Linked DNA regions of Homo sapiens: region 2 is linked to region 1. A link is a loop called in an ENCODE intact Hi-C map of the cell type or tissue named here. Cell type or tissue: PC-3. All regions are shown on one strand. Links, peaks and the distances in the headings refer to the core of each region. The heading gives the core; the rest is flanking DNA.

Region 1 (9,866 bases), core at 659-8,658:
TGTAAGGCAACCATAAAAAGGTGAAAGAAAGTACGACTGTCAAAAAAAGTTTTAAAAAGTCCAGAAATGTGAGAAAATAAACCATATGAAATATTCAATTAAAACTACAAAGCGTAGAAAAAGAGTGGAAGACAAAAAAGGAACAAAGAAAAAAGGCAATAAAAGAAAACAGTAACAAGTATTATAGATATTAATCCAATTATATAAATAATTACCATAAAAGTTTAAGTATACCAATTAAAAAAAAGACACTGAGAGTAAATCAGAAAGCAAGAGTAAACTCTTCGTTTTTAAAATAAGAAATGCATTTTAAGTATAAAATGACACAGATTAAAAGTAAATGTATGAAGAAACAGATACCACACTAATAGTAATCAAAAGGAAGCAGAGTAACTGTACTAATTTCAGACAGAATAGCCTTCAAAGCAAGGAAATTTATCATTGATAAAGAGTGGCATTACATAATGATAAAGGAGTTAATTCTCCAAAAGACATAACAATCCTTAATGTTTATGCACCTAACAATAAAACTTTAAAATATGTGAGGCAAAATCTATTAGAACTGCAAGAAGAAAAAATCATTATTATACTTGAAGAGTTCAATATCCCTCTATCACAAAATGACAGACCTAGCAGACAAAAAATCAATAAGGACAGAGCTGACCTCAGAAGCAATATCAATAAACTGCATATAACTGAAATTATAGTACATATAGTACTTGCAGTAGTTGATAAAACTACTTTATTCAAGAACAGTAGAATATGCATTTTTCTCAAGCTCATATAGAACATTCACGAAGACAGACTACATTATGTTTTATAAAGCATACCTTACTAAATTTAAAAGAATAGAAATGATACAATGTCCTCTCTCAGACCACAGTGGAATGAACTAGAAATTAATAATAGAAAGATACATGAAAAATCCCAAAGTATGTGGAAATTAAACAATACATTTTTAAATAATACATGAGATAAAGACAAAAATCCAAGAAGAAATTAAAGGTATTTTGAACTAAATAATAAAGCAAAAATTATCAAAATGTGCACAATGGAACAAAAGCAATGCTTAGAGGGAAATCTATAGCATTGAATGCATATATTAGAAAGGAGAAAAGAGTTAAAATCACTAATCTAAGCCTCTACCTTAGAAAACAAAAAATAACTTTAAATTAAATTTAAAGTAAGGAGAAGGAAAAATCATAAATATTAGAGCAAAAATCAATAAAATTAAAAATAAATCAATAGTTTAAAAAACTAAAATATAGGTTTCTGAAAAAATAAAATAGATAAATCAGGCTAAGGAAAAATAGAATAGATACAAATTGCTAGAATAGATACAAATAGATCAAAAATAAAAGAGAGGACATCATTACAAATCTCATAGGCATTAAAAAGACAGTAAAAGAATACTATGAACTAATCTATGACCACACACTTGATAACCTAAATGAAATAGAAAAATTTCTTAAAAGACACAATCTGCCAAAACTCGCAGGAGAAAAAACAATTTGAATAAGCTATTTCTATTAAAGAAATTGAATCAATAATTAGTAGTCTTCCAAAATGGAAAGTACAAGAGCCAGTTGAGTCTACTAATGAATCTACTCAACATTTAAGGAAGAAATTGTATTAACTTTTTACAATCTCTTTGAGAAGATAGATGCAGAGGAAATATTTTCTAACCCCATTTTATGTTGCCAGCATCACTGTAACACCAAATTAGATAAAAGTATTATAAGAGAAGAAAACTATAAATGAATATCTCTCATAAACATAGGACTAATAAGCCTTAATAAAATATTAGCAAATCAAATTAAACAACATATAAAAAATCTTACATCATGACCAAATGGGATTTATCTAAGGTATGAAAGTCTGCTTTGATATTTGAAGTCAATTAATGTAGTCAATCACATCAACAGGCTAAAGTAGAGACACCACATAATCATATAAGTAAATACAGAAAAAACTTTATGAAAAAGTTTCATGATAAATAATCTCAGCAAACTAGGAATATAGGGAAACTTCCTCAATTTGATAAAGAATGTCTACAAAAAAACTTGCAGCTAACATCATACTTAATGGTAAGAAAGAAAAAGCTTTCCAAGTAAGATCAGGAAAAAGGCAATTCTATTTATTCTCATCACGTCTTTTCAACATTGTATTGACAGTCCTAGGGAACTACAAATTAAAACAACGAGATGCTATTATGCATCTTTTAGAATAGCTGAAATCCAAAACACTGACAAAACTAAATGCTGGAAAGGACGTGGAGCAAAGGAACTCTCAATCATTTCTAATTGCAAATGGCAGGGCTACTTTGGGAGATGGTTTGGCAGCTTGTTACACATCTAAATATTCTCTGGCCATATGATGCAGCATTCATTCTTCTTGCTGTTTATCAAAACGATTTGAAAAATTTTGTTCACACAATCTGCACACAGAGATTTATAGCAGCTTCATTCATGATTGTTCAAACTTCAGAGTAACCAAAATGTCTTTCCGTAGGTGAGTGGACAAATAAACTCTGCATACCTACATAATGGAATACTACTCAATGTCAAAAACAAAATAAGAAGAAATGGAAAAACAGGGAGAAAACTTAAATGCATATTACTAAGTGAATGTCAACCTGAAAAGGCTGTATGTGTGTGTATACTTATTGGATGATTCCAAATGTATGACATTCTGGAAAAGGCAATACTATGGTAATAATAAAAAGATCAGTGATTGCCAAGGTTTTGTGAGGAGGGAGAGAGGGTGGAGGACAGAGGATTTTTAAAGCAGTGAAACTACTCTCTATGGCATCATCTCAGTGGGTACAGGTTATTATATATTTGTCAAAACCCTGAGAGTGTACAACACCAAGAGTGAACTCTAAGTTAAACCACAAACTTTCGGTGACAATAATGCCTCAGTGTAGGTACATTGTCTGTAAAAAATATAATTTTGAAGAAGGTCCATAATAGTGGACCATAAACTAGACCATAATAGAGACAAAATCTATCAAAGCCTCTGAGATACAGCCAATGTGGTGCTAAGAGGAATGTTCATAGTATTAAATGCCAACATCAAAAAGCCTGAAAGAGCACAAATGGACAATCTAAGCTCACACCTCAAGGAAATAGAGAAATGAGACCAAACTAAACCCAAACCCAACAAAATAAAAGAAATAACAGAGATCAGAGCAGAACCAAATAAAATTAAAACAAACAAGCAAACAAAATACAAAAGATAAATGAAATAAAAGCTGGTTCTTTGAAAAGATAAACAAAATCAATAGAAAATTGCAAGTTTAACCAAGAAAGGAAGATAAAAGATCAAAGTAAGCTCAATTAGAAATGAAACTGGAGATATTACAATCGATACCACAGAAATAAAAAAGATTATTCAGGGCTACTATAAACACCTTCATGCACACAAATTAGGTAACCTAGAGGAGATGGATAAGTTCCTGGAAATATACAACTTTCCTAGATTAAACCAGAAAGAATAGAAACTCTGACCAGACCAATAACAAGCAGTGCGATTGAAACAGTAATAAAAAAATACCAATAAAAAAATTCCAGAATCAGATGGATTCACTGCTGAATTCTATCAGACATTCAAAAAAGAATTGGTACCAATCCTACTGAAAGTGTTTCAAAAGATAGACAGAGGGAATCTTCCCTAAATCATTATATGAAGCCAGTATCACCCTAATAACAAAACCAGGAAAAGACTTAACCAAAAAAAGATAACTACAGATAAATATCACTAATGAACATAGATGCTAAACTCCTCAAGAAAATACTAGCTAATGGAATCTAACATCATATCTAAAAGAAAATCCACCATGATCAAGTAGGTTTCATATCAGAGATGCAGGGATGGATTAACATACACAAGTTAATAAATGTGAAACACCACCTAAACAGAATTAAAAATAAAAATTATATAATCATCTCAATAGATGCAGAAAAGCATCTGACAAAATCCAGCATCCCTTTCTGATTAAAACCCTCAGAAAAATCAGCATAGATGGGTCCTCCCTTAAGGTAATAAAAACCACCTTTGACAAACTCACAGCCAACATTATACTGAATGCGGGAATGTTGAAAGCATTCCCCCTGAGATCTGGAACAAGAAAAGGATGCACACTTTCACCACTTCACCATAGTACTGAAAATCCTAGCCATAGCCATCAGACAAGAGAAAGAAATCAAGGGCATCCAAATCAGTGAAGAGGAAGTCAAACTTGCTGTTTGCCAATGACGTGATTGTATACCTAGAAAACCCTAAAGATACATCCAAAAAGCTTCTATATCTAATAAACAAATTCAGTAAAGTTTCAGGATGCAAAATCAATGTACACAAATCAGTAGCACTGCTATAAACCAACAGTGACCAAGCTGGGAACTTAACCCCTTTTACAACAGCTGCAAAAACAAAAACAAAAACAAAACAATTTAGGAATGCAAAGGAAGTGAAATATTTCCACATGGAAAACTACAAAAAACTGCTGAAAGAAATCATAGGTGACACAAACAAATTGAAACACATCAGTGCTAATGGATGGGTAGAATTAATATTGTGAAGATGACCATAATGCCAAAATCAGTTTAAAAAAATCAACACAATTATCATTGAAATACCATCATCTTTCTCACAGAACTAGAAAAAGAATCCTAAAATTCATATGGAAAGAAAAAAGAGTTCACATAGCCAAAGCAAGGCTAAGCAAAAAGTATGAATATGGGAGACAGTGTGGTGATTCATCAAGGATCTAGAGCCAGAAATACCATTTGACTGAGTAATCACATTACTGGGTATATACCCAAAGGATTATAAATCATTCTTCTATAAAGACACATGCACACGTATGTTTATTGCAGCACTGTTCACAATAGCAAAGACTTGAAACCAACCCAAATGCCCTTCAATGATAGACTGGATAAAGAAAATGTGGCACATACACACCATGGAATACTATGCAGCTATAAAAAAGAATGAGTTCATGTCCTTTGCAGGGACATGGATGTAGCTGGAAACCATCATTCTCAGCAAATTAACACAAGAACAGAAAGACCAAACACTGCGTGTTCTCACTCATAGGTGGGAATTGAACAATGAGAACACATGGACATGGGGAGGAGAACATCACACACTGGGGCATGTCGGGGGGTTGGGGTAGGGGAGGGATAGCATTAGGAGAAATACCTAATGTAGATAATGAGTTAATGGGTGCAGCAAAACACCATGGCACATGTATACGTATGTAACAAACCTGCACATTCTGCACATGTAGCCCAGAACTTAAAGTATTATTATATATATATATATGGAGGCATCACATTACCTGACTTAAAACTATATTACATGGCTATTATAATCAAAAGAGCATGGTACTGGTATAAAAATAGGCACATAAACCAATGGAACAGAATACGGAACCCAAAAATAAATGCAAATAGTTATAGCCAACTGATCTTTGACAAAGCAAACAAAAACATAAGGGGGGGAAAGGACATCCTATTTAAGAAATGGTGCTGGGATAATTGATAAGCCACATGTAGAAGAATGAAACTGGATCCTTATCTCACCTTATACAAAAATCACCTTGAGATGGATCAAAGACTTAAATTGAATTCCTAAAACCAGAAAAATTCTAGAACATAGCATAAAAAAACTATTATAGACATTGGCTTAGGCTTAGAGTTTATGACCAAGAACCCAAAAGCAAATGCAACGAAAACAAAGATAAACATATTGGACTTAATTAAACTGAAAAGCTTCTGCACAGCAAAACAAAACAAAAAAAAGACCACCCACGGAGTGAGAGAAAATATTCACAAACTATGCATCTGACAAAAAAACTAATATCCAGAATCTACAAGGAACCCAAACAAGTTAGCAAGAAAAAAACAAATAATTCATTCAAAAAGTGGGCTAAGGGCATGAATAGACAATTCTTAAAAGAAGATATATATACAGCAAACAAACATATGAAAAAATGCTCAGCATCACTAATTATCAGGGAAATGCAAACCAAGACCAAAATGCAATACCACCTTAATCCTGCAAGAATGGCCATCACTTAAAAAAAAATAACAAAAAATAATAGATGTTGGCATGCATGTGGTGGAAAGGGAATACTTTTACACTGCTGGTAGGAATGTAAACTAGTACAACCCCCTATGAAAAACAGTATGGAGACTCCTTAAAGAACTAAAAGTAGAATTACCATTTGATCCAGAAATCCCACTACTGGGTATCTACCCAGAGGAAAAAAAAAAAGTCATTATTTGAAAAAGGCACTTGTGCACACATACTTATAGTACTACCATTCATAATTGCAAAAATATGGAACCAGCCGAAATGCCCATCAATCAAGTGAATAAAGAAAACGTTATATATATATATATACACATATATATGAGACTATATATAGTTGTATTCAACTAAGCCATAAAAAGGAATGAAATAATGGCATTAGCAGCCACCTGAATGTAGTTGGAGACCATTATAGTAAGTGAAGTAACTCAGGCATGGAACACCAAACATCCTAGGTCCTCACTTACAAATGGGAGCTAAGCCACGAGGATGCAAAAGAATAAGAATATATAATGGACTCTGGGGACTCTTGGGAAAGGGTGGGTCGGGGGTGAGGGATAAAAGATGACACATTGGGTACAGTGTACACTGCTCAGGTGATGGGTGCACCAAAAACTCAGAAATCACCACTAAAGAACTTATCCCTGCAATAAAACACCCCGTTACCCCCAAACTATTGAAATAATAATAATAATAATAACAGTAACGACTGGATCTATAATTTGAATATATTTATAGATCCAATCTTATTTTTACAAAATAATAAAATATTCTGTCATTAATGTATAATCTGTTCCCTTCATACCTACAAAGATTTTCATTATCTTCAGTTGTCATGAAAAATGTCCTGAAAGAGTCTTCTGCCTATTTCCTCTTGGTTTACATTTTGTCATTCATGGACATATATGTTTTAAATCTTTCATGGTATGAATGAATACGAAAGCACCAATGAAAACATTAATTCCAGGAAATGTGGTAAGTGCTTTCTGTGCATCATCGCGTAATCTTCACAATAACCATACAAGAGGTGTATTTTTTTTTACTTCTCTTTGTATGGATGAAACCTTAGTCCTACAGAGCAAATCCTAGAGTACTTGCTCAAGCCTATATTTGTACATTTATAAATGCATAATGAAATGTATAAATGCACAAAGAAGTGTTGCATCACCTTTCTATATATGTGAGAATACAATAGGGACATTTCTCATTTGATAACAAATGGACATGATAGTCAATGTTCTTCATGACAATATCAATGTCATTTGATATTTTTAGAAGTGATTCTCATTTTTATTTATATTTTATTATAAAAGTAATAAGCCTTTAAATACACATGTTATAAAGCATAATATTAAATAAACATAATAAAATTAACATTTGTGAACTCACTTTTTAACTTATAAATTTGAATATTTTCAATATTTAGCACCTATTGATGTGCTCTTTTTTAATATTCTCATCCTGCCTCTTCCACTAAATAACTATGCCAAACTTTATCATATCATTTGTGCACACTTTATCTCATTTGCATATATTTACCACTGTATTCTTTAATTTTTGTGTGTATTTGAAGTTAATGTCCATATGGTCTTCTCTCAGTATATTACAGATCTAAGATCTTTCCTCTTCTGTCTGTATAGATGTTCTTCTATTTTTTATTTCCACATAATATTCTTTGTGTGAATAGACAATAGTGTATTTATCCATTCTACTTTCAGTAGACTTTATTATTTATTTATTTTATGGTGAAATGATTAATAGAAACATTTTATTTTTCTTACAGTCAATTGTTTTCTGAGCAGCCAATATCTACCAATAGATACTATTTCTTGTCCAGCTTCTTCCCTTTGAGCCACACATCCATTAGCTATAACTTGTGAACTACAAATTATCCTATTGCAGTTGACAGTTTTACTCCTTATTTTGTTACTGCATAACAGAGATTATCATTATCTTCACCTACTTTTCTGTTGTTTTGTGTTTTGCGGAAGGTTCTACTTGACACATTGAGAGGGGATGGAAGACTGTTACCTAGTATCTGTGCCCGCTGGAACGTAAATTTTCTCAAAGTAACAGGGCATAATAGACACTGAGGGATCTTGCATGAGAGTTTCAATACCTCAGCTCAGAACTTACATATACATTCATATATTGCTGACCAGAGCTAGTCACATGACCCTGACTAACTACGTGTAACAGAGCCTGTGGGGGAACAGATAGAATACTTGCAGAGCATTACTTTATCTGCCATAATCTGTATACTCTTTTAGGTTTTCTATGTAGACAATCACATTACCTGCAAATAATGAGATATTTGTTCGTTTTTTTCAATCTTTACACAATGTATTTATTTTTCTTGTCTCACTCTATAGGCTATGCTGTTATAATACTTAAATGAGAGAGTTGTGGAACAGTGGAATATGGACAGGCACACAGGGCCTGCTAGAAAAGCGTGTATTGTTAGAAATTGCATGGTAACAGATATAAAGGTTTATTTGCCTGTTTCACTCTGGTACCAATACTGGGCAATCTGTCAGAATAATGTCAGACTGAAAAAGAAGGAGAGGAACTGTGATCCTTGAACTGTGAGTCTTCAAGAATACATACTTAGAGAAGCAGGAGTTCATTCTCTAATGTTATCAGAGACTAGGACAAAGTAGAAATATGATGTGTTTCACCCTTAGCTTCAGTCCTGTTCTGTCAGCTCGGTATCTGTAGCTGGAGGATCACCAGTCCCTCAACTTGGTAATAGGGAATGGGGGTAAGATCAAGTCTTATACATAAAGTGGCATGCTAGGAAGTTTTGCCACATTTATGTTTTTCCTACATAGAAAGCACTGATTTACCTTCTAGCATGATAATTGGCTACAAATTATCTGGTCCAGTTAGTCCTAGATAAGTTTACTCTTCCTGTTCCAGTGTGCTGCAGAGTATTTTGCTATCTTTTCAGATGTTAAAAAAGGAATAGCTTTTGCTGTAGAGTTTTGGCAGATCATTTGATTAGAACACCAGCATTTCTTTTAGATCTTTATTGTCTGTTGCTTTTTTAAAAATATTGTGAAGTAGTATTAAGTTTGATACAATGTTTTATGGCATTTAACAATATGGCTTTTAATTGTTAAATGTAGAATTACAGTCATTTATTTTATAAAATCAAACATCTTTGCATTCTTTGGATAAAATCAATTCTATCTTCTCATTTTTACACATTTCTGAGTTTAGATTTTCTTTTTTTTAATTATACTTTAAGTTCGAGGGTACATGTGCACAACGTGCTGGTTTGTTACATATGTATACATGCACCATGTTGGTGTGCTGCGCCCATTAACTCGTCATTTACATTAGGTATTTCTCCTAATGCTATCCCTCCCCCATCCCCCCACCCCATGACAGGCCCCAGTGTGTGATGTTCCCCTTCCTGTGTCCAAGTGTTCTCATTGTTCAATTCCCACCTATGAGCGAGAACATGCGGAGTTTGGTTTTTTGCCCTTGTGATAGTTTGCTGAGAATGATGGTTTCCAGCTTCATCCATGTCCCTACAAAGGACATGAACTCATCCTTTTTTATGGCTGCATAGTATTCCATGGTGTATATGTGCCACATTTTCTTAATCCAGTCTATCATTGATGGACATTTGGGTTGGTTCCAAGTCTTTGCTATTGTGAATAGTGCCGCAATAAACATCTCAAATATATTTTTATTTATTCCTCTCTTAATAGTGCATTTATTTCCTTTCTTAATAGTGGTTTCTATTGTGTTTCGAGAGAAGA
Region 2 (9,866 bases), core at 1,867-9,866, 250 kb after region 1:
TCATCAGTTGAGATATTTTCTATGCTATAAATCTAGTTCACTGCTACTAACTAAATGCTAATATTTTATAAATGAACACTGAAGTGGTATAAGGTCCCCAGAAAAGATTAAATTACAAGCTTTGAATAAATCACGCAGATTGAAATAGTGTCATGAACCATGCTGGAATGATTTTAATATACCTGAAATAGTCTTTATGCTTTTCTCATTATGCTGTGTCATAAACCCTAATATAAAATTTCCTAGAGCTGTGACACAGTCATGCTCCCTGAAACTCAAGGTTCTTTTAAGGCAGAGCAAGTCTAAGGTATGGCTTAGAAAATAAAATTTGACCCTTTATTGATTGTACATGTTATGATAAAAATAGCAAAGTTATTTTATTATATTAATATTGTCCTATGTGTCTTAAAGGAGATAATAGTGTTAAAACTATATCTGTGCCCTCAAAATGAGTCCATTTTCTCTATTTTACAGAAATAACTCAAGATTAATGCTTAGTTTTACACTCATGTCCATACAATTTAATATGTATGACATCCCCTGGGGTTTAGGCATAAGTTCATAGTTTTAAGTGGAAGGTATGAGAATTCATAAGGCAAAGGGAGGACAAAGTGAAAAGAATGACCAGAAATGGTAAACATATATCTGGAATAAGACTCATATACATTTCTTAGGCAAGTGAGGCCAGTTTTTATAGGGATGTCTAGTCACAAAGTATACTACGGAGGCTTCAGAACTAAGACGGTACATTCTCTGCAATGATTAGGACAAGGAGAATAATCAAAGTATGAGGCTTCCCAGATTTTGCTAATCTCTTATCCATGCAGCAGGGAAAAGTGCTTTTTCAGTTCAAGCTTTTTGATGTGTGGGTTTTTCTTTTAAGTAGCTGTTCTGGACCAGAGGTAGCCTAACAAGGAGGATATACAACCACAAAATTTACTGTTTACATTGACCTAACAAAAATGAAGGAGAAGTAGTATGTGGGAGTTTCTAGTATCTCAGACACGAGTAAGCTCAGGTGATATTTTAATATTGCATTTTGGTGGCATACAGATGATGGGGCAAAGGAAAAAAAATCACTATTTTCTCTCAGGTCTCTTAGCTTAGGTTATCAAGAATACAAGAGGTTAAGGCAAAAACTTAAATAGTATCACTTGTGGAGATGGGTAGCAAAACTGAAGAGACGTGAAGGGAACAAGGAATGGAGATTCCAAAAAATGGAGAGCAAGTACAAAGGACTGCACTTCTTGGCTGGCCACCGTATCACAAAGAACATACTTATCAGTCCTGTCAGAGCTACAACTATAGCTCAAATAGCCTGCGGTATGGAGAAGGAGAAAAGTTATGTAATTTAAACTACCAACTCTTTCCCATCTCTGTCTTTCCTTGAGCAAAATCTTCCCTTATGTGGCATCAATTCCTATGCATTTCAAGTTTGTGCAGTCTTTCCTGACAAGCCATGGGGAAGACACAGTTCTACAGGTCCAATGCCCATATGCCAGCAGAGAAGTTTCTTCTTATTAATTGGGGCTTTGTGTGGGGACTTTTTCTGTTTTGTTTTGGTGGCAATGGAAGCAGCCTAGATTGTTCATAGGAGACTTCCTGTTCTAGGATTTGGTTTCATTCCTGTTCATAGGAGGCTTCCTGTTCTAGGATTAGGCTGTCCCATTCAGCTAGAAAAATAAGCTGTCTTGGACAGACAAGTAGGGAGTTTGTGGAGAGAGGAGAGAATGTGGCATTGCTGAGCAGATCTGGGTTGGGGCAAAAACCCAAATTCAATACATTAGATTGGCTCCAAAGTGGATAGAAATAAGCCACACATGCCTATGTATCTAATTATTATTTATTTAATTTGATGTTTATTCTTATGTGTGTTTTGATAACAGTATCTTAAATGGGAGGATCCATTTCCAGATAAACCTAAAGTGGATATGTGCATTTGCCTCCATTGATATTTCTTTTTTTCTTAATAATTCCTTAACTTTGCTTTTGGTATTATATTTTTGTATAGATTTCTTCCTTAACTTCTTCCCATTCTTAGCATCCTTTGATGGATTCATTTCTTCTGTCTGATCTTAATAAATCATGTATTGTTCTAGGGCTCAAAACTAAGACCTATCATCTTCCCTAGGCTTACTTGTTTCCTATTCTTCTTTTTGAATCTGGTTTCAAATACCATTGGGGATGAATCCCAACCCCAACTTCTTTTCTGAACTCTAAACTCATATACTAACTGGTGATGCTGCGTTTTCACCCTGAGGTCTACAATGAAATGCTTGCAGGGTTTTTGTTTTGTTTTGTTTTTGTTAAATACCTTCCAAACTTTCTTCTTTCCTAATGATTTGCATCTCAGAAAATAGTAGTGTCATTTACTCAGTTGCTCAGTCCAAGAGACCTTGATATCATTAGTGACCTGTATTTTCATACACTGCATCTTATTGACCAAAAATCTTATTGCCTTTATTACAAGAAGATATGCTGACATTACACTTGTTACAACGTCAACTATTTCTTGCTAAGTCCAGATTCATTTTAACTCTGTGATAGTCTTATAAATCTGGCGTGATCTCAGAATATACTCCCTATAGTGCAGCCAGATTTCAGTTTCAAACATAAATTTGATCATGCCACTTCCTTGCTCTCACCTCTTCAGTGGTTTGCTAATCATTAGAGAATGAACTGTAACCTCTTCATTAGGTTTGTTGGAATGACCATGTGTCCTGATTTTCTCTCACCTGATTTTCCAACACTCTGTCTGAATGTCAGAGCTGTTCTGGCCAGATTGGATTCTGTTTTCCTTCAAATATCCCAAGTTATTTCATAACTGAATACCATTGATTGGATTTTCTCTCTGACTGGAATGCTCTCCAAGTCAAAATTCCAGAATCATTCCTTATTTTCATCTGAGCTGTGCCTTAACTATCACCCCCTCAGTAAGTTATCCATATACTCCAGTTTGGGTTATTCCTAGTTTGTGGATATTGTATCAGAATCTTGGAAAAAGCAATATTGGATGGATTTTAAAAATAGATTTTGTGAGGTACAGTTGACATGTGAACACATAAAATCAATGTTCCTATTTATTTCACTTAGCACTATTACTTTGAGATTCATCCTTGATGTTGTATATGGAAATAGTTTATTCAATTTTATTCCTGAATAATGTTCCACGTATGGAATTGCCAAAGATTTTGTTCATCACCCATCCCACTGCTGACAGAAATTTGAGATGGCCCCAATTTTGCCTGTTAAACAGATCAAAATGTTTTGAATATTCATGTACAACTTTTGTATGAACGGATGTTTACATTTCTCTTCCAATATTTCTACTCTTCTTCTCTGAGAGCTGGACAGCTGGGTCACATAATGGGTGTGTATTTAAATTTCTAAGAAACTGACAAACTGTTTTCCAACATAGTTGTACCATTTCACATTTTCGCCAACAGTCTATGAGAGTTTCATTGCTCTACTTTTGACAATATTTGGTATAATCAATCACTTTAATTTTAGTTATTTCAATAAGTATATAGTGGTAACTTATTTTGGTTTAAAGTTTTATTTACCTAATGAGTAATGATGTTGAACATGTTTTCATTTGCTATATATGTATGCGATATATATGTTCAAAAATAATTTGATATATATGTTCAAAAATAACTTGAATATCTGTTCAAATGATTTGCTAAAATGTTTCAAATGTGTCATTTCCTAGTTTTTGAGGTTTTAGTTTTAGAGTTCTTTATATATTCTCAGTATAATCTTTTTCCAAATATTTGATTTATAAATATATTCTTTCAATTTATGCCTTGTCTTTTTATTCTCTTAAGAGTTACTTTGGGAGAGTAGAAAATTTTAATTTTGGAGTAGCCTAAGCTTAATTATTTTTGATAATATGATATAATTTTGTTATTATGTCTAAGAAGTCTTTGCCTAACTCAATTTCACAAAAAAATTGTTATATGCTTTCTTCTAGAAGTTTCATAGCTGTAGGTTTTCCATTAAATTATTAATTTTGATTTGATTTTTATGTGGTATAAGGTATAAATAGATTTTATATTTAATATGAATAAGCAGTTTTCCTAGCAACAGTTTTTGAAGACTACTCTTTCTTCAAGAATTGCCTTTACGCTGTTCAGAAAACCATTTGGAACTATTTTTAAACTCCTTATTCTGTCCCATTCATCTGTTTGTTTTTTTTGATGCCAATACCACATAGACTGGGTTACTGCAGATTTATAATGAGTCTTGAAATGAAGTAGTATATGGCCTCCAACTTTGTCCTTCTTTTTTAACAACTGAGTTTATGGGCATTTTGAATTTCCATGTGCATTTTAAATCAGTTTAAATTTCAGAAAAAAAATACCTTCGGGGATTTTGATTGTTTTTGTCTTGAATCTAGAGATCAAATTTGAGAGAAACGGTATCCTAAAAATATTGCATCTTCCAGTTCATGATCACAGTATATTTTTCCATTACTTAGGCTTTAAAAAATCCCTTTCAACAATGTTTCTCATTTTTCAGTGTATAGGTTTTGCATGTCTTATTCAGATTTATCGCTAAGTAATTAATACTATGATGCTTTGGAAAATAGTATGGAATTTTACTTTTTTTGAGACAGGGTCTCACTCTGTTGCCCATGTTGAAGTTCAATGGCACAATCATGGCTCACAGGAGACTTGACCTCCTGAGCTCAAGTGATTCTTCTGCCTCAGCTTCCTGAGTAGCTGGAACTACAGGCATGCATCACCACACTTGGCTAAATTTTAAAAATTTTGTAGGGACAGGATCTTGTTATATTGCCCTGGCTGACCTTGAACTCCTGTACTCAAACTCCTGGCCTCAAGCAACTCTCCCATCTTGACCTCTCAAAGTGTAGAATTTTAATTTCAATTTCCAAGTGTTTATTGCAAATATAAAGAAATTTAATTGATTTTTTGTGAATTAATATTTATAGCCTGTATCCTTAATCAGTGATCCATTTGGCCCATAAAAGTTTTCATGGAGATTCCATATGCTTTTCTACATAGATGTCCATGTCTTCCATAAATAAACATGGTTTTACACTTCCTTTTCAGTATGAAGGTTTTTATTTTTAATTTTTTTGCCTTATTGCATTACATGGAATCTCTGAAGAATGTTGAATAGAAGTGATGACAATAGACCTCCCTATATTGTTCCTGATCTTAGAGAAAAAGATCTCAATATTTTGTCGATAATATGATGTTATTTCTAGGTTTCTTTTTAGATGCTATTTTTTAGGATTGAGGAAGAACCTTCTATTCTAGTTTGCTGAAATTTATTAGCCTGAACAAATGTTGCATTTATCAAGTGATTTTCTGCCACAGACTGGATACAATATTTTAAGGCACATGTCATACAAATTACTTTTATTCAAATATATAAAGAACCCTCAAAATTCAATGATAAGAAAACAACGCAGAAAAAATGCTAAACATTTGAAGTCACTTAAAGGACAAAAGGAGGTATATGAATATACACAAGAAAAGATGTTTGATATCATTTGTCATTAGAAAAATGTCAACTCAAATTGCATGATACACCACTACACATCTATTTGAATAACTAAAATTAAAAATATTGAACTTAAATTTAATTGTGTATATAGAGGAATTTGAACTGCTGATTGAAATATTCACTTTTGCATATGGTTTGGCAGCTTCTTAAAAAGTTCAAACATGCAGTTACCATTTGACCCAGCCGTTGTATTCTTAGGTATTTACCCAATCAAAAGGAATACATATGTTCATACAAAGATCTGTAGACAATTGCTCATAGAAGATTTATTTGCAATAGCAAAAAGTAAAAGCAAGCTGTGTGCTCATCAATGGGTGAATCATCAGCAAACTATGATATAGTCATGCAATGGAATACTACTTGGCTATAATAAGGAATGATATATGCTACAATAAGATTTAATTTCAAAATAATTATGTTGAGTGAAAGAAGCCAGTCACAAAAGAGAGTACATTATCTGTTCAAACCTCCACAGACGCAAACGAATATTTACTGACAGAAAACAGATCAGTGTCTGCTAGGAAAGGGGAAGGGTGTGGCTGGTGAGATAAAGAGAGTGCAAGGGAAGCATTACTAAAGGGCTAAAGAAACTCTGGAGTTTTGCGTATGCTTTTTGTCTTGGTTGTACTAATCGCATTTCAGATGCACAGTCATACCAATATCCTCATCATCATTCTTTGGATACCTGATAATGATGACTCAGACAAGTGTTACCTCTTTAAAATGGCTAGAACATTTGAGCAGCTGATGACTTTCAAGAATATACACGGCTAAACATTTTATAGCTGAGGCTCCAAATGTAACGTATCTAAAAGTGTAATATATTAAATTATGTCATGAAAAAAATCTGTGGAAGGTGTCACAGGAGATGCATATGAGAAAAAAATTATCTTCAAAAAATCAGAATGAAATAATTATTGAAATTATTTTAAAACTTCAAAATCCAGTACTAAAAGAAATTAGTCATTTTTCTAATCAAATTTAAATTAGTTAAATTATTTTAATCCATTTAGAAGCTGCAAGCTAGACTGAATAGTTGTTTGTGTAAATAATAACAGTTGGGACATAATCTCTCAGAAAACAATTTCATTTTAGGTCACACTTATTGTAAATAACTAATTAATAAATTGAGGAAATATCTGATACTGAAAAAAATCTATAGAATAAGAAAGTGGAGAAAGGCTAGAAGGAACTGGCAGATGTGAAAAAAGAGATATAGCTTTATAGCATATTTATGACAACCTATTCTTTATCACATGTGTGCCATCTTTTTAAAATGTATTGTTATCCTCAAAAGCCTATATATGTCTAGCCTCTACAAATCTAGGTAGCTGTTGTAAACTGCTGTAGTTGATGGGTTTACATGAAACAACACTTTATTTACAGCAGGCAAATAGGTGGTTTTCATTTTCTTCAATTCATTTATTCTCATAGTAAGTTCACTGATATAACCATGCCTGAGGCATAATTTTCTTTTAGTGAGTATAAATATAAAATTGTCTAATCAGCTTTTTAAAAAGTATTCCTTTTACCAAACTGGAAAATAATGCCTATACATTTTAATACATATACTTATGCATGAAAAGCCCTTAAATCATGTGTATTTCTTTCTTCTATCTTACATTTAATACTAAACTCCAGACTATAGATGATAGTAAAATAATAGTACAAATGCAAGCACATATGTTAATATTCAGTCTTGCAAACCTTAAATGTTAAAGAATAGTCATTGAGATTTCATGACATGTGAGTTAATCTTAAACAGTTGGAATTGAGTTGTTACAGAGGAGAGAATACTAACTCAATATGGGCTACTAGGTGGTTTTAAATGGAATGTTTAAGTAATTCCAAAAATGCTTTACAATCTAAAATTAAAGCTTATGTTTGTCACACGTGCAATCTTTGAAAGGATTTCTGGACCTCCTGTGCCCAGAATTAAAGGATTAAGGACACTTAAAAATCATTTTATAAAATATAAAAATAAAAGTGGAGAATATTAATAGGATAAATCAGAAACTGGACTAGCAACTGAACTCTTCCTACTCACCTACAATGTCCTCACTGAATCATTGTAAAGTCGACTGGTCTATTAATTTATGTTTTTGTGGTTTTTTTTTGTGTGTGTGTGTAACAAACTGCATATGTACTCCTTGAATCTAAAATAAAAGTTCAAAAAGAATTATGTTTAAATAAGGAAATGTTGTGGTTTAAAAATTATGTAGCATAATATCAAACAAGTTTTTCTACTTTTAACACCTAATTTCCAGATATAAAAAACAAAAACTGTAGTGTATAAATTGCGGAATCAAGATTACTTTAAACGTCTGGATTTTCATAAAATTATTCAAGGACTTTCAAAAAATAGTGCCTATTTAGCCAATTCCAAAGGGTTAATTAAAATGCAAGTTTGCAAAAAGTATAACAGAAGAAAGGATGAGAGCTCTGTTTTATTTACACTTGGCATGATATCTTTCCATTATGCTATATTATGTAGTGTTTGCCTTGATATTCCTAGAGATGTGTATACAGGTTATTTCTATTAGTAATTTGAAGTATGACATAGAGGTTAAGCATATGCATTCTGACTCACACAGCCTGGGTTCAGTTCTTTTTGTTCCACATTCTATCTCTATGATGTTAAGTTAAATTAACCTAATACTTCCCACTTTCTCACATGAAAAAAAGGCAAAATAATGGTACTTACCCCATTGCTTAGTTTTTGATGATTAAATTATGTAATATAAGTAATGTCCTTGATATGCTTCATGAAACAATTTTAACATATAATAAATAATACTGTAGCTTAAATAATGTAAATAAAAAGAAAGACATAGTTTTTTCGGTAAATATCTTTATGTTTAGCTGGAGAAAAAAATAGTTGGGATAGAAATAGTTGCAAGTAGAATAAACAAACCAAATCCCATAAACTGGCTCAATAATAATATAGTAAAGTTGACATTGTTAGTGTACTATATTATAGACAGAGTACATGAAATGTCACACAGTGAAAAAAGTTATCAGGTACTTAACACACAAATAATTAATTAATTTTATATTGAACTAGTTGATAGGTCAACTCACAATTTTTCTTCTGCAGGTTTCCCCTCTGTCTTACTTGAGATCACCAATTATCACTCCCTGTCTGAGCTAAAAAAAATTTAAAAATAGCGTATATTTTACTTCTCTTTTTTCTTTTCATTTATATACATCATTTCTTCTTTCTTTCTTCCTCTGCACCTATAATGTCCAAGATATCAAGAAACGTGACCTAGATTGTTAATTCTTCCACAAAGATCACCAGAAAATATTTTTATCGAGTTGAGTTTTATTAAACTTATTGCAACGAGGAAGAATGCCATCTTAAAAGAATTTTCATAATGTCTCAGAAGTTAGGGAAAGAGATGTATAGAGTCTGGGGTCTAGGCTCAAGTGGGGTTAGGTGGCTTCTTCAGATGCTCCCTGATGTATGATGGGGTTACAATCAATAAATCCATTGTAAGTTGAAAATATTGTCAAAGCCAGTTACCATATTTTAAATTTATGATAGGTACATCCTCATGTAATTTGATTGTATATTAAGGAGCCTACTGAATATGTATTCCTTTTGCACCAGCATAAGGAAAAAAGATTGTAAGTAAATGCATCTTAAGTCAGGGGCCGACTGAATTGTGAAAGGGCAAAATGCACGTAGTAAGAAAGGTGTGACCTAAAGTGTAGAAATTTAACATGGTTATAATCCTTTATAAAATGAGGGATTGTGTGTGTGTGTGTCTGTGGTGTGCCTTGAACTTTTCTCCCTACCACCTCGCATTTAGCATATAGCACATATAACATATAGCATAGTGGAAAGATATTTATGCCAAGTGTAAATAAAACAGAACTCTCATCTTTTCTACTGTTATACTTTGCAAACTTGCATTTTAATTAATCATTCTAGAACTGGCTAAATATGCACTATTTTTTGAAAGTTCTTGAACTGGTTGAAATTGGGCAAAATTCATTTTATATTTTAAGATCAGGGGACTTCATGGGGCAATAATAAAGCAAGACGTTTGCCAACATAAGAAAGATGTTATCTAAATGGAAGAGGGGTTTGCCCACATTAGAAAACTGATCAAATACATTTGTTTGTAAGGATTTCCTGATGCAAAGAGGCAAATGGTTAAGGTAATTATTGGTTTAGAGCATTACTTTCCTTGTAATGAATTTCCTGGAATAAATGGTTAAGTCATGTTGATACAGGTGGTCTTAATTCTCAGTCAATTGTATCTCCTTCTTTGAAATCTTCCTTTTCTGCTCTCTAGTTATCATTTATATTATTTCTCCCTTTC

What was found. A loop is a pair of places that touch in the nucleus more often than their neighbours do. Peaks named below come from ENCODE experiments on the same cell type or tissue, not always from the same donor. Only the 100,000 strongest peaks of a DNase experiment are listed, where the experiment ranks them.
Region 2: it touches region 1 in a loop (2.1-fold over the local background); 2 of 110 quality-filtered maps call a loop at or near these places.

What each region holds. Positions count from the first base shown.
Region 1 is chr12:84,377,576-84,387,441 of GRCh38, reverse strand. No RefSeq gene overlaps it. Among named protein-coding and RNA genes, the nearest start is that of SLC6A15, 530 kb to the left of the region's middle. In PC-3, for the core only: no CTCF peak of the experiment used is centred there; a DNase peak (open chromatin) is centred at 4,751; H3K27ac peaks cover 541 bases.
Region 2 is chr12:84,133,249-84,143,114 of GRCh38, reverse strand. The region is part of intron 1 of LOC107984536 (a long non-coding RNA gene); the gene reads left to right. Among named protein-coding and RNA genes, the nearest start is that of SLC6A15, 770 kb to the left of the region's middle. In PC-3, for the core only: no CTCF peak of the experiment used is centred there; DNase peaks (open chromatin) are centred at 5,814, 6,154 and 8,114; H3K4me3 peaks cover 509 bases; H3K27ac peaks cover 2,820 bases.